Linked DNA regions of Homo sapiens: region 2 is linked to region 1. A link is a loop called in an ENCODE intact Hi-C map of the cell type or tissue named here. Cell type or tissue: GM12878. All regions are shown on one strand. Each heading gives the region's core, and the rest is flanking DNA. Links, peaks and the distances in the headings are about the cores only. Region 1 overlaps LOC101928438 (a long non-coding RNA gene). Region 2 overlaps LOC101928438 (a long non-coding RNA gene).

Region 1 (2,931 bases), core at 339-2,838:
ATTATTTTATTTCATTTTATATACATCAAAAATGAGATAATAACATATTATTTGAAATAATAACATAATAATGAAATAGTAACAACCTAAAATACAGCTACAGGCCCACAATACCTTGTTCATAATTTTTTTCTAAAACTCTGAAAACCAAAAGTTCTGGGAAAACTCATGTAATGACAAAGCCTCTTCATAGTCTTTGTCCCATTTACTTGACTATGATACATTTTGATGCAGAAATAGTAACGTGTTTCGTTTTGAAGGGCTTCCCAGGTCTTACTTGGTTTGTTTCAATTTATGCATCATATGCAACATATTACCTTTCTAAAATCTAAAAAATTCTGAATTCCAAAACACATCTATCTGCAAGAATTTTGGTTAGACTCACATTGTCATCCCAATTTTATAATTGGGGTCCTTTGGTTCAGAAAAACTAAGCAATTTACTCAAGATCATGGAGCTTTTTGGTTCATGGATTGAACCAAAGTTCTCTGATGCAAAATCTTTTTTCTTCTACTATACCAGCACTTCAATTAATCTGCAATTGAGCATTGAGATAATTGTCTGTCTTATGAACATAAAAGGGCTAACGTTGGTCAGAGACTGTGCAGATTTAGTCATTGCAGTGGAGGCTGAGGAAGAACAAATTGCACAGGGCCTGGGGATGGGGGTGGGGTAGGGAGGTCTCATGTGGAGAAACCTCTGCTACCTGAAGGAAATGATTTCTAAAACTTAATCTCATTCTCCAGTGCTAAAGTGCGGTACATGAAGTAGGAGCTGACCAATGATCATTCTGTAGACATCTTGTGAATAAATTAGACGTAGATGCGACCTAAGATAGTACTATAATGCCACATCTATTTTTTCTAATCATGGGTTTTTTATTTGAAGTTGAGTGTTACCAGATCTCTTTTGTGGGGAGAGAGTAAGAGACTAAATTATAAGGTTGGCACTTGTATCAGTCAGGAAAATATAGGTTATGCTGTAGTAACAAATAACCCACAAAGCTCTGTGGCTTAAAACAGTAAAGATTTATTTCTTTTTTATGTAACATCCCTATCACAAGAAATTAGGGGAGGCTCCACTCATTGTAGCCACTCTGGGACTTGGGATGACAATGCAGCCACAATCTCACATATGGTTAGCTACACAACAGAAGGAAAGAGAATCAATAGCTTGCCCTGGCTCATTAAGGATCTGCCTGAGAGTGATACATTGTCACTTCCACTCAGTACAGTTCATTAGTCAAAATGAGTAATTGAGCCACACCTAACAGCAAGTGGGCAGGAAATACAAAATTCATGAATACTGAGATTTTCAATAAATTGGTCTGTCCAATAAATATTTCCTTGAGTGTCTGCTAGTGCCCAGCCCTGTTCTATGCACTAGAGATTAAAAATTGTGTTAAATGCCATGAAGAGAAAGAAAGCAGGATAAGGGGAATTGAGTGACAGGGCTGGGGAGGGAGAGGAGAAAACAAGGCCAGGGAAGAATTCTCTAAAGCAGAGACCCAGAAGAAAACAGAAGGAAGAGGCTGGGTAAGGGAGATTCTGCCTTTAAGGCAGAAACAAGACATCATGAACCCAAATCTCAGGAAAATCCAGAATGATTCTCAAAATAGAGACAGAGAGGTGAAACATCAACCAGTATGTACTGGTGGGGCTGAAACAGCCCAGCTCCTTTTCTTCCAGCCTTGTAAGACACGTCCCACTTCCTTCTTTTTCTGACTAAAACAACACATGTGACAGAACACTTCCTTTTTCCCCATGGTTAAGCAGCATGCAAAGGAGCTTTACTTCAGGAGAGAATGGCAATGGGCAATTGTTTGGTAAACAAATGATCCCCCATTTATTGAGCAAAATCTGTATTTCAGGTGTCTTAGTTGTTTTACATACTTTATTTCATTGAGTAGGGTTGTTGTAAAAAGGATAAATTATATAGGATTATTATTACCATTTTATAGATGAAAATATATGAAGAGAGGTAACTAACTTTCTGGGGTGGGGGTGAAACAGATATTTCATGGAAAAGGTAGACTCTGGCTCCCAAGCCTGTGCTCTCAATTACTATGAAACATAGCAAACTGTAGCCTTTTTGAAAGAAAAATTTGAGAAAATCCACATGTTCACCTGAATTGTTTCATAATTTAAAGATAGAATTGCCGCTATCACAGGAAGAAGGAACATTATCTAGACCTCTTTGCTAGATTATTCCTTTTCTGGAATAATAATAATTATTACTATAATTAATAATTATTATTTAGTATTATTCCTCTCCTGGAATAATAATCAGATTGAATTTATTTGCTTCCCATATTAATTATTTTTATTAATATATTTTCCTAGTATTAATTATTACTTAATAAATGTAAATTTTTGAGAGTGAGAATGTTTCAAAATGTGGGATCAATGGTAAAAATCAGATTGAATTTATTTGCTTCCCACCGCTAGAAAGTAAGCTCCACGAGTGTCCACTTTTTTCTCACTTTTATTCTCATGCCTTCCACCATAGAAAAGCACTTTACATACAATTAGTAATTATAAATGAATGGTTAGAATGAATGAATGAATGAATGAGTGAATGAGTGAATGAATGAATAGGATAATTCAGGAAAAGTTCTCTTACTTGAGCAGGAGATCTTAATCTGGGGTACATTAATGGACTTGGGGGTCTCTTTCAATGCCTTGAAATTACATGCAGTTTTGTGGGGAGAAGAGTGTGTTTGTGCATGTCATCAGATTTTCAAAGAAGGCAATAATCCACAAGAGTTAAAACCACTCTGTGTGGCATATTCATACAATGGAATATTATTCAGCTCTAAAAAGAAATAAAGTTCTATACATGCTACAACATGGATGAAGGTTGGAAACATTATGCTAAGGGAAAGAAGTCAGACACAAAAGACCCACATTCTGTATGATTCCACTAATATGA
Region 2 (2,931 bases), core at 258-2,757, 130 kb after region 1:
TTATCTCACGGTATGGCATACAAGGAGAAAATGATGGCAGAGGTGCCATATCTTTGTCCTAAGCAAATTCTGCAATTACCTGCATCATTAGGAGATGAAACACACTCACACACATATACACATACATTTACAAGTACATTTCTTCATGTACATAAAAGTTACATAAATGCAAAACCCAATGTGTATAATCATTCAACAAAGATATTCAGCAGCTCATTTAGAAAATCAATTTTTATGCATCCATTTGACAAACTGAGTCATAATTATAAGTACCACACGTTGTTCTAGGCACCTAAAGATACAAAATAAGAAGAATTGGTCATGCTCCAATCTTATTCACAATCTAAACTAAAAGATATAAAAATCATCTAGTGGAGGAATGTACAAAGTATTATGAAGGCATAGAGAAAAAATAACTAACTCTTCCTAAAGGAACTCATAGAGCTTTCTCAGAAGAAGTGACATTTGCTTTTGGTCTTGAAAGACAGATAAGGATTTGTCAGGTGAGAAGATTGGTAAATACATTCCATTCATCAATTAATCAACAAACAGGGTCTTTTAGTTTTTCCAGGATCTGTGCATGTTACTTAGAATAGAAATACATGCCAAATTGCACATTCCAGGAGATGTAGTCTAGCAGTTTGGAGGCAGGTGAGTAAGATCCCATAAAGAAACAGATTGAAGGGAATGGTAATGGATATTGCGATTCAAAGGAATACTACAGGAAGTTATCTTACAAGATGAATAATATCTTTCTAAATCACTCTCTTGGGAGTTCTATTTCCACATGGGATGTAAAAAGCTAAAAATATATCTGTCCAACGTTCACAACAATAAAGCCGGATAGACTACAAATCAGAGCTTTTCTTGAACTATTAGAGAGTTGCAATCATAGGACAAGTAACCTGAATTCTAAGGAAAGATGGGCCCTCCAAGGAGAGCCAGGACATGACCTCTGGTTCACCTGAGCCAAAGCACCAGAGAAAGAGACACTGGGTGGAATATAAGTGGGTAAGAATTCAGCAAAAAAATTTAACTAATTGCAAAAGGTCAAATGTGACCTAGCTTTTACCTCTCTCAACTCATGGCAGCTACACTGCAACCATTTGAAATAATAGGTTTGTATAGAAAGGCAGCAGCTTATTTCAGTTCAGGAATAGCTGGGTTTTCCAACCCTGTCAGCCCCTGCATTTCTAGACTCTCTCTATTCCCTCTGTTTTTGCTCTCAAACCAGCTAATTCTTGCCTGATTTCAGCTTATTCTTGGAAGATGTTGCTTAAAACAGAAAGTAAAAGCCAAAACACGCTAGCACTCTGGCTCCTTGTAACCACTTCCCCTCAAGTACTCACATAAGGATCAAATAAGTGATCTTGTGTTCATTGAACACAAGAAAAAGTCTTCAAGTGGTTAAAAAAAAATGCTTATTGTGAGACTATACTAATTCATTAACTTCTATATATCTAAGAATCCCAATCTATTCCTATTTCAAAATCATTACTAACAGAAAACAAAACAGGACTAGAAACAAAATAGAGTACAGAAATACAACCATATATAAAGCAATTCAATGACAAAAGAAAAATCTCTTCAACGACTGGGTTGGAATAACTGGATATCCAAAACAAAAAGGGAGAGAGAAAGAACCTTGACCCCTACCTCACACCACATCCAAAAAAACCCATATGAGAAGGGTTATAGAGTTAAATGTAAATATAAAATAATACAGTTACAAAGGAAAAAAAAGTGGAAGAAAATGTTTGCAACCTTGCAATGGGCAAACATTTTTCAAGAACATACAAAGCATAAACCATAAAATAAAAACACTAATAGACTGTACTACCTAAAACTGTAAAACATTTGCTCATCAAGACACCGTCAAGAAAATAAATCACAAGCCACGCACTGAGAAAAAAAATTCAGTAGATAGATAGATATGTAGATAGAGCTATATATAGTGAATATTTTAGATATAAAAATATAAAATATATATACATTATATATTTTTATAATTTATACTTTATATATAAATTATATATATTATATATTTATACTTTATATATAAATTATATATATTATATATTTATAATTTATACTTTATATATAAATTATATATAATATACTTATATATTTTATATATTATAGATAATATATTTATGTATTATATAAATATAAAATTTATATATAAAATATAAAATATATCTATATATAGTGAATATTATGTATATATATAATATATATCTCTCTGACAAATACATTGCATATAGAACATACAAAGAAATTCTATAAATCAATAATAAAAAGACAAATCATTTTTTAAAGAAGACTTGGACAGCCACAAAAGAAGATATACAAATGGCCAACAAGCACATATAAAGATACTCAACTTTATTATTTATAAGTTTCATGCAAAGTAAAACACACACATATACACACATACACACATACATGACTGAAATTTTTTAAGAAAAGATTAACAACATCAAATGTTGGAAAGAATGTGGAGCAATCCAAATTTTCATATATTGCTGCTGGGAGTATAAAATGATGCAATAACTTTGGAAAACTGTTTAGTAGTTTCTTAAAGAGTTAAACATATGTCTACCCTGTGGCCGGGCAATTCTACTCCTAGATATTTTCCCAAGAGAAACGAAAACCTATGCTTACATAAAGCCCTATATAAAAATGTTCATAGCAGCTTTATTCATAATAGCCAAAAACTAGAAAAAACCCAGATGTACGTCAACAGGCAAAAGTGTTTTTTTAAAACTGTGGCATATTCAAAGAATAGAATATTACTCAGCGATAGAAAGAAATGATCTACTGATATACACAACATGAATGAATCTCAAAAGTATGTCCGGTGAAAGAAACAAAACACATAAGAACATATACTGTATGATTGCAGTCATAAGAAATTCTAGAATAAACTAA

The links. A loop is a pair of places that touch in the nucleus more often than their neighbours do. Peaks named below come from ENCODE experiments on the same cell type or tissue, not always from the same donor. Only the 100,000 strongest peaks of a DNase experiment are listed, where the experiment ranks them.
Region 2: a loop joins it to region 1, with 2.2 times the contacts of the local background. A loop is called at or near these places in 1 of 110 quality-filtered maps.

Annotation. Positions count from the first base shown.
Region 1 is chr9:99,589,359-99,592,289 of GRCh38, forward strand. All of the region lies in intron 4 of LOC101928438 (a long non-coding RNA gene), which reads right to left. Among named protein-coding and RNA genes, the nearest start is that of NAMA, 220 kb to the left of the region's middle. In GM12878, for the core only: no CTCF peak of the experiment used is centred there; a DNase peak (open chromatin) is centred at 1,749.
Region 2 is chr9:99,719,560-99,722,490 of GRCh38, forward strand. The region is part of intron 2 of LOC101928438 (a long non-coding RNA gene); the gene reads right to left. The region is part of intron 2 of LOC124902234 (a long non-coding RNA gene); the gene reads left to right. Among named protein-coding and RNA genes, the nearest start is that of NR4A3, 100 kb to the right of the region's middle. In GM12878, for the core only: no CTCF peak of the experiment used is centred there; a DNase peak (open chromatin) is centred at 1,272; H3K4me3 peaks cover 577 bases; H3K27ac peaks cover 1,077 bases.